Linked DNA regions of Homo sapiens: region 1 is linked to region 2. A link is an interaction called in ENCODE POLR2A ChIA-PET data of the cell type or tissue named here. Cell type or tissue: PC-9. All regions are shown on one strand.

The links. Peaks named below come from ENCODE experiments on the same cell type or tissue, not always from the same donor. Only the 100,000 strongest peaks of a DNase experiment are listed, where the experiment ranks them.
Region 1: POLR2A ChIA-PET joins it to region 2 with 16 read pairs; 1 of 35 experiments calls an interaction of 5 or more read pairs at or near these places.

Annotation. Positions count from the first base shown.
Region 1 is chrX:53,261,701-53,266,700 of GRCh38, reverse strand. The region is part of intron 2 of IQSEC2 (IQ motif and Sec7 domain ArfGEF 2); the gene reads left to right. Among named protein-coding and RNA genes, the nearest start is that of KDM5C, 39 kb to the right of the region's middle. In PC-9, no CTCF peak of the experiment used is centred here; DNase peaks (open chromatin) are centred at 290, 840, 2,900 and 3,500; H3K27ac peaks cover 3,255 bases.
Region 2 is chrX:52,978,036-52,983,035 of GRCh38, reverse strand. It overlaps a transcript of FAM156A not described here. Among named protein-coding and RNA genes, the nearest start is that of FAM156A, 22 kb to the right of the region's middle. In PC-9, no CTCF peak of the experiment used is centred here; a DNase peak (open chromatin) is centred at 2,425; H3K27ac peaks cover 416 bases.

The DNA.
Region 1 (5,000 bases), 280 kb before region 2:
GCTTGGAGCTTGGAACCTGGATCCTCCCGTACCCGCACTCCCACTTCCCAGGCACCCTGGAGCCTGCCACTACTGGAGAGGTCTCCAAATGACATCCCAAGGACCTACCTCTGTCCTCTGTGAGCACAAACAGAGATGCAGGGTGCCTAGGGCTCAGAGGACCAGACGGGGGCAGGACCCAGCCTGCCTAGTTCCCTGTCGTTTGTTCCCTTGCTGTGGCCATTGCTGCCATCTCCTCCACTGCTTGAAGGCCTCACCCCATGCCCTCTGCCACTCCCATAGTGCTCTGTAAATATTATCAGGAGGAAAAGGCCTCTCAGAGTGCGTGTTGCTGTGTACAAAGGAATTTCCATCAATAAAAGCTGATCTCTTCTCTCTGTCTGATGTATATTCCACCCACCCCCACTTCCCTCTTCCAATCCCCACCAGGGCCTTGCCTTCTTTCCTATCCAGGGCTGGGAATAGGGGCCGGGAAAGAGAGTAGGGTTTGATTCGTGGTTTTGTCAACACCCAGGAGGCACTCAATAAATGCATGAATGACTCCCAACACGGGCAGGCTAACCTTGGATGTGTCGCATGACCTCTTTGACATCTATAAAAAGGAGAAGGGTTGGATTAGAGGGTCTCCAATGACTCTTCCAGCTGTGACATTTTGTGAATCTGAGATGCTACAGTTTTAAGAAGCTATGATTATGTGAATTTAATAGACAATGATTCAGTGACACATTCCACTGCAATTTTATGATTTCTATTTCTACAATGCAGTGATTTTGGGATTTTCCAGTCCTGTGGTTTTAAGATTGCATAATTCTACCATTTGAACAAATTCTGATGATGCAATTTTAATATTCTGCAATGTTTAGATTCCTTGATCGTTTACTTTTAAGGTTCTGATTCTACAACTTTAGGGATCTCTGAATCTGAGAGGAAGCCATTTCCCTCCAATGCAACGACCCTAAATATTCCCTGCACCTGGGCAGAGGCTGGTTCTAAGACTCCCTGGAGGCTCTCAGCTGGAGGGTGGAAGATGTCCTTTACGGGTTTGTAGGACTCACACCTTCCATGATGTGTCTGAAGTGGGCTCATACCCCCGACTTTTCCTGTCTGAGCCTTTGGTATTAGACAAATCTGAGTTTACCTTCTGGTTCTGCCACTTACATCTGTATAACCTTGAGCAAGTTTTTTCTTCTCCTTGAGCTTTGTTTTCCTCCTGAGTACAGTGAGAATATACCTACCTCTCTGGGTTGTCATGAAGATTAGCAAGAAAGAACACAACGAGCCCAGCATAGGAGCTTGTGCACTGTTGGGCAAGTGTGCTGTGATTGGTGGCTCTTGTTTTGATTAAGGCCCAGGTGAGAGTTTTCTCCTGTCTTTTCTTTCCTCCCTCCCTTCAGCATCTCTATCACATTGAACCTCTAGGTTTCCTAGAACCTCACCTCCTTCCCTCACTTATTGCCTCACTCGCTCAACTCATCTACTCATTCACCCATTCAAAGTCTCATTTATTTCTCCCCTCCCTCCCTGCCTGTCTCCCTTATTTACTCTTCCTCATTCTACTCAACAAAGCATTGTTTGAGCCCTTACTGGGTATAAGACCTGACGCTAAATACTGTGAGAGATCCAAAGTAAGACAGAGGCCAGGTGTGGTGGCTCACACCTGTAATCCTAGCCCTTTGGGAGGCTGAGACAGGCAGATGGCTTGAGGCCAGGAGTTTCAGATCAGCCTGGGCAACATAGTGAGATCTCATCTCTACAAAAAGATTTTTTTTTTTTTTTAAGCATGACAGTGGCTGTGTCCTCTGCGAGCTCTCCATCTCCCAGGGGAGATGAGAGATGAGAAATCCTTTGGGAAAGTAGGAAGGATGCAAAGGGTTAACATGATTGGACAGGAACGGCTTCAGTAATGAGCACATTTTGTTCCTGGCCCAGAGAGGAAGGAGATGTCAAGGTGGGTGGGGAGGTGTGGTGTCCAGGAGGGCTTGCTGGAGGAAGAGGTGCAAGAGTTGAGCCTTGAAGGCTGGTAAGGGTTTGAAAAGGTGGCAAGGGGTGAGAAGGCATTATAGGAGACAGGGACCGCATAGACAAAAACCTGGGGGAGCGCTCCAGGGTCATGCAGGGGAATGGTGGGTACATTACTCTGTTTATTCTGCTCTCCAGGGTGTGTGAATGTAGGTGACCTGGGGCTGGGGACGAGGAGACCATTCTACCCTTCCGCTGAATGGAGAGAGAAGCAAGTGTGGGGGTGGGGACGGGGGTTCAACTACATGGGGGGAGGGGGCAAGTCAGGGTCAGATGACCCTCCCGACCCGTGGGCAACTGAATTGGCTGAATCGGGCAGAGGGCTTGTGCTGTGGGAAGGGGGTGGGGTTTTGATCAGCCGTGAGAGAAATATGTGTGCACGCATGGCCTCCATGTGGCCGGCCATCCTCACACATGTCTTTGCACAAGGCTCTGCAGGTCTCACAGTTGTGAGACTGTGCACACTGCTGCAGAGCTGAGGAAATGTGATGATGTGAGACTGGGTGTGAGGAATTCTGAGTGTGAGGTTGATTGTGTGAAGTGGTGACTTTATGTACCTGGCAGCCTTGATGTCTGTGTCTGGTGGATGTAATCACAAGGCTGGGTGTGGGTGGCTTTTAAGCACGTGAGGCTGTGGCCTTTAGGGTGACAGTTGTCAGGCAGGATGGTCACACACACACAGACACACGTGATTTCTACCTGTGGTCTTCGAGGACCCAGGGTGGCTGCTGAGTAACTGCTGTGTGCTTAGTACTGGCATGAGTGCCATAGGTCCGCAAAGGTGAATCACACCGGGCCGCTGCCCTTGGGAAACAGGACGGGGGTGTGGGGTGGGAGACGGACACTTTAAGAGAGAACCACAAGTTAGCCAGGAAGAAAGACTGACTGTGATAATATGGGTATGCATAAGACACAGGGGAGGGAGTCACTGACCCTGTCATGTTCCGTGAGCGGCAGGAGTGAGTCAGCATTGACTTCCCAGAAGGACCAACCTGCCCAGGGTACTGCAAGATGAAGATGAGCTCACCCAGATCAAGCAAGTCGGGGGGTGAAGGGGAGACAGAAGACATTCTGGGCAGAAGAAACAAAGGAAGAGTATGAGCATGGGCTTGGTTATGTGGATCAGCTTGCTGTAGTCTAGGAATTGCAAGTAACCTGCTATTGCCTGTGACATTGAGGAACTTACAGGGCAGGGTGGGAGGTGAGGGGTGGGGAGACAGGCCAGATTCAGAGGGGCTTCTGAAGCTAAGAGTGGGATGCTGGCCAGAGGTGAGGGGGATTCTTGTCCTGTGCAACCCTGGGCAAGTCACTTTGACTCTCTGGGCCTCCATTTGGGTCTGTGGGATTGGATGGTTCATAAAGCCTAGTCCGTCCAGTCCATCCCAGCTCTGTGCATCTTCTGCCACCCTTGGCTAGCCACATCCATGAGTCATCGCTCTTGAGGTCAGGAGCTTCTTCCATCTAACCTCAGTCCTTCCTGCTTCCTCCCGGGTTGCTTCCTCGTTCACCCACTCCACAAATATTTACCCAGCATGCGATCCTTTGTGTGCCACTGTGGGAAGGCACGGGGAGATGAAGAATGCGAGGACTGTACCTTGAAGGGACTGCTTATAGTGCCTGGGACAGAGGGTGGGGTGGTGGTAAGAGCACGGGCTTTGTGTTCAGATACACTTTTGTTTGAATCTTGGCTCCACCAGTGCTGAGCTTCAAGGCTTTGGGCAGGTTACTTCATCTCTCTGTACCTCAGTTTCATCATCTGTGCTGTCCTCCTCAGAGAGAACAACCCAAACCTTGCAGTGTTGCTCAGCCTAGCAAAATGACAACTCAATAAATGACAACTATTATTTTTAGGGCTGCACAGCAGCAAAGCTGGGATTCAAGCTCAGGTCTTGCGCTCCCAAAGCCCGTGTATGCAGCTCAGCTCCTCTGAAGGCTGCTTTCTTCCCTGTCAGTTCCTGTGCCAAGCCAGGCTGGGCTAGGGCTTAGATCCCTGTGACACTGGGATTGGGCAGCAGAACTAGCTTGCAGAAGAAATATTGGAGGGAGAGGTGGCTGCAGTCCCCCTGCCTCCTCTCTCCCCTGCCACTGGGTCCAGTCTCCTGGCCCAGTCTGCTCCTTCCAGAACCCAAAGCCCCTGGTCCCATCCAGGTGCAATGACCTTCCTCGTCTTGTTTTCTTGTCTCTACTTCCAGTCCGTCCCGTTCCCCCCACTGCCACCTAAGTTGTCATGGGGATAGTCCTCACCATCCCTAGCTTCCTCTTGCCCTCATCTTATGATATCCATGGCAACAGCCCCCATTCGTTTCCATGACAACTGCATCCTGATCCCATCCCCTGCTGGCTGCCTGGTTCCGGGCAGTGCCAATAAAGGGAAGGAGGGAGAGAAGACCTCCCATTAGAAGCAGCATTTGAGGAGGATTAGTGCCCCTGCCATGGGCAGGCCAGCCCCAGATCCCTGTGGAACATCCTACACTGCTTCTCCCCATCTTAGTGCTTTGGCACACAAGGTTCCCTCACTCTTCATCTCTACCAACTCCTTCCAGGCAAGACCCAGTCCACAAGCTTCCTCCCCCAGGAAGCCTTCCGGGCAGCAGAGGAACTAGCACAAGCTTTGGGGTTTGAATCTCTGTCCTGCCACTTGCTAGCTCTGAGACCTTTGGCAGTCATTTCCCCTCTTGGAGTTTTTTTCTTCATCTGCAAAATAGGAATCCTAATTCTTCCCTCACGTTTGCCATGCAGATTAAATAATGTGTGGAAAATGCCTGACACAGGGAAGGTGCGCAGTAAGTGCGAGTTTATTTTTATTCTGCTCAACCACCCCCAAACAGAAGGGATCTCTCTCCTGCACTCCCCCAGCACTTCCTCTGTTCCCCAGCCCTGATAACTTTCTGCTTTGTACTGTGGTTATTTGTGTAGCATAGCTTATTTCCCCCTCTGCAGAGGATGCTCTCCAATTTCCCCCACAGAATAGCCCAGCAGAC
Region 2 (5,000 bases):
AATCTGCCTTATGTTAGTCATTTCCAGTGAACCTGTAAAGGGCCAAAGCCCTCAGCTCCTACACAACAAAGGACTAATAGCCTGGCTTTGCTTCCCTAACTTTTCTCCTGGTGTACACACCTTGGTAAGGCACTTTGACCATTCAATGCAGAGCTGTCACCAGCAAAGCATTGAACTTTTCCAGCCTGCTCGTGAAATAAATGATAGAGACAAAAGGGATAAGAAGTTATGCAAACCTACATAAATTTATTTTTAAATCTGGAATTTCATCCTGATCAGTTTCTGAACATGATGTGTATTATTGGTTGATTTATTAAAATTTTTTTCTCTGAAAATTCTTTTTTCCCTCTTGCATATGACCATTTCAGAGAAAAGATCTAGAGGACGGTAGATGATAAGTAAAGAAATGGGAAGGTCTTTTTTTTTTAAGAGATACTTGGTTTTATTTAAAGTATATATTGAATTACATTGAGTGTCTTTATAGTATCTATTGAGATTATTATTTTTTACTTTAACTGATTAATATATCGTTACTTACATTAATTGACTTTCTTTTTTAAAATTATTTATTTATTTATTTTTGAGATGGAGTCTCACTCTATCACCCAGTCTGGAGTGCAGTGGCTTGATCTTGGTTCACTATAACCTCCGCCTTCCAGGCTCAAGCGATTCTCCCACCTCAGCCTCTCGAGTAGCTGGGATTACAGGTGCTCATCACCATGCCCAGCTAATTTTTGTATTTTTAGTAGACATGGGGTTTCACCATGTTGGCCAGGCTGGTCTTGAACTCCTGACATCAAGTGATCCACCCACCTTGGCCTTCCAAAGTGCTGAGATTACAGGCATGAGCCACCACGCCCAGCCTTTTAAAAAATATAAGTTTTTAAAAATTTTATTTATTTTTTGAGATGGGTTCTGCTATGTTGGCCAGGTTGGTCTTGAACTCTTGGCCTCAAGCAGTCCTCCTTCCTAGGCCTTCCAAAGTGCTGGGATTACAGGCATGATCCACTGAGATGATATCTCATTGTAGTTTTGATTTGTAAGAAGTGGAAAGTTTTGATTTCAGATTAGTACACACTGGTTTTCTAACAATGAAGAAAACACAAAACCTGACATGTGGAAAGAGTCAAGCCAGAGAGAGGGGACATTAGTGATCTCTGGTTTTCAAATGGTTCATGAAAACCTTCCCCTTTTCCTGAAAAAAAAAAAAAGCTCCTCATTCAGCCTTCCTAAATTTCTGTGAGTATGTTGAAATCATACTGACTGCCGAGTGCACAATTACACCTGACAGAGCTGCAACTAGGGGACAGTAGGGGCAACCCAGCTCCTGAGCATCCCATGCAGAACATCTACAGATGTCATCCATGCTTGTGAAGAGGAGGAACTGGTGTCAATGGTTAACAGAACCTGGACTGACTGCCTTCTGTCAGTCCCTCAGAAACCAAGAACACAAATGAGTTGTTTGGATGGACGAGGAACCCTAGAGGGAAAAGTCCCACAGTGGGAAGCCACACTGGGGGCCTTGGCCAGCTCCTGCCTGACTAATGTATGTCCTGCTGGGGGTGCCCTAACAAGGGTAAAGTCTTGGTGTCCAGGGGTACCACGTGTGCCTTCTGGGATTGTACTTGCATGTGCGCCCTGACTATTCCATCACTGCCTCATCCCTGGAAGGCATTCATGTCAGCTTCAGTTTCCTGTCCAGATTGGTGCTGAGCCTGAAATGGAGACTTGGGCTGGACAAAAAAAGGTTCATACACAATCTTAGTTAGGAAGTCACCTGCCTTTCTAAGATAGACCTTCATGGTTACTGGGATTTGTATTAGTTGGCTGTGATGGTAAACTTGATGTGTCAACTTGGCTTGGCCACAGTACACAGGTATTTGTTGAAACACCAGACTAGGTGTCTCTGTGAAGGTGTTTTTTAAGATGAGACTAACATTAAAATCAGTAGACTTTGAGTAATGCAAATTATACTCCATGATGTGGCTGGGCCTCATTCAATCACTTGAAAGTCTTAAAGAAAAAAAAAAAGACTGGGATCCCCCCATGAAGAAAAAATTCTGCCTCGAGACTGCCCTTGGATTCGAGCTACATTACCTCTTCCCTGGGTCTCCAGCCTGACATTCTGCTCTGCACAATTTAGACTTGCCAGCCCCCACAGCCTCTCTCTCTCTCTCTCCCTCTACACACACACACACACACACACACACACACACACACACACACACACACACACACACACACACACACACAGAGGAACCCTAACCAAAAGGCTGCTTACATCTGGGACCCTTAAAGGGCATAGCTGAGATCAGTACTTTGGTCTCACTCTGTTGCATGGCTCCTAAGGCAGAGGCCTCTGGCATTCTCCTCCCACCCTCTGCAGACTGCCAGCCATGGGGCTCATCACTGTGACTCAGCGTTTGGTCATCCAACCATGTAGAGATCACTACAATTCCATAAGTGTTCCCTGCCCTCTTTCTGTCTGTGAGGTCCTCTATCCCATCCTGAGGACTCAGGGATCTACTGGGCATGTTTCCAACCTTCCAGGAGAGACCACAGAGCCTGGTGAGGGAAATACACCTGCAAAGAGAAGTTCAGTTTAGTAACAGCAATGGGCATAGCCGGTGTGTTCACCAACTAATGAGAGATCACACTACCAACATCTCCCGCTTGATTTTCCCCATCAACTAACAGCTTATCATGGAAATGATCCCTTTGGTAGGTAAGTTGGATTCCCCTCATTGTTTCCCCCAGGCATGCAGCACTACAAAGCAAATTGATACTGGTATGTTGTGTCAGAGTGGAATCCAAGAATGGAATGCCCTGCAGTGATGTGATTTCTAAAGCAGTCAATAAGTCTTTGTAAGTTTCCAGGTGAAGCAACATACAAGCCCCGGCCCCCGCCACCCAGTTTACAGGGAAGTGATATATATGGAAAAAAATCCAGTTTATTTAAGACTCTGGAAAAAGTTGTTTGCCTCCCTGTAACCTTCACTCCACAAATGCCAGTAGCCGCTTCCAATAATTTGAACACCCAAAGCTGCCCTTGGAAATTTCCAAAATGCCCCAAAATGGGCGATGATATTCTGACTACAAACCACAAGTTTAGGATTTAAAAGAAGAATCCTAGAACTTCTTAATAACATCAAAAGTTTAGGAATGTTGCAGTCGGTACAGAGGAAACAGCACAGTAACATGGAGAAGGACACAATGTTCCCCAGGAGGGGTTGCGGGAACCTTGTTCCTCTGTGTTGCTTTCTTGTGATAAGAAAGTGTTTCAGTGCCAGCTGGGGTGTGTGGTGAAGCTTCATTTCAAAGGTCAACCACTGCCATGGGACATTGATGCTCAGGATGGTTCTGTGGTAGTCATGGCTCTGGGATCCTGGGACTGGTGTCCTTCTTCTCAGTGAGGACAGCCCTCTCCAGGCTGTGACATAGGAGGAACAGGCCAGGCTAGGTCGTCAGGCTGCCAGGGACAGGTGTGTGCTGTGGGAGAAGGAGAAGGACAGCTGGAGGGAGGAGAGGGGAGACGAACTCCTTAGGTGAGGGGCAGGTGTCTGTTGGTGAAGGGAAGACATTGGTCCTAAGTCCTGACATTGCTCTAGGCTCCCGTTGAAGGAAATGACGGTGCAAGAAGGAAACCAAGGCTGGTGGGAGGGGGACAACAGCTTGCATCTCCTCCCATCCTATGTGTTCAGTGGTCCCTGAGAGGAGCCCATACCATTTTGGGATCTAAAAGGTCATTTCCTGGGACCCCTTCATTCACTGCCCATGAAGAGAAGGGATTTGAGATAAACTGAGGCCTTCAAGGAGAAAGGCCAGTAGGAGTTGTGAGGCCTTCTCAAAAGTCCCTCTGCCCTACCCTTACGGTGAGTCTCACACTGCGCTCATCTTGTCCTGTGTTACTTTGCTCTGAGGTTGCTCTTCTGAACCTCATGTCTGTCCTGGGAATATTTTTCTGGGTATATTGCAGACAGTCTTGCTACCAAAGGGATTTAATAAGGTTTCTGAAAGTTCCCTAGGCTGGCCAGCAAAGTTCCCTTGGACTACATGAGACTCACTGGGTGTGAGTTCTGGAATCTGCACTTTTAAAAGATCCTAGGTTCTAACTTTCATGGAAACGTGTCTGAGCAATACTAGAGCAGGAGAATAGTCTCCTTTCCCAGTGACACAGCTTCTTTCTCCTTTGTGAAGGTATGGAAGGGATAGGTTTGATGTGTTCTCTGATGTACAAACCCAAGACCTTCAGCTGAGGAGACCGACACTGACGTGCTGCCTGTTATGGTAATGACACACTCAGGGCACCATCTCCAAATGATACCCAGACCAGTCCTTTCAAGTCTCCATCTCTTAAAGATTTCTGAAGAAATCAAATATCTATTGCCTGTGCAGTCCCATGCTATAAAATTCTAAATATTTTGCAGTAGCTTTTGGATCTTACTCTTGATTGCACTAATATGCAGCACAGTAGAGTTTTCGCGATGCCCGTGGCTCTTGGTTCCAGCACTCACTGCTGGGTGACCCTGAGAAAGTTCCTTAACATCTCTGTGCTTCCTTTCTCCATTAGTACCATGGAAATACTACTAGTAATGTCATCTACTTCTTGGGGCAGTTTAGAGCACTGACTGTGTGAAGACATGTACAGTTGTCTGGACAGTCCCTGGCATATGGTCAGTTTCCAATAAATTCTAAGCTGTTATTGTTGCTGTTCCCGCATTTCCCTGGGGCATGTTCTGGAGAGACAGATGTCAAGTCTACTTTTGACCCCTTGGATGATGTTTAGATTATCTCTTCAGCTCTTCTGGGACTCAAGGTCTGAGTCTGTGGGGCAGGGGGAGGGCACATTTTATTAGCATAATGAATATTCAGCTTTCCTTACAGGGTATCGTGGAGCCTAAATGCAATGCTGGAGTTTCATCATCATGAGCTTGTATGGAAAATTTGAATGGAAATTTCTCTAGGAAATTAGAACTCTAGTGACCTCTTCATGTAACTTG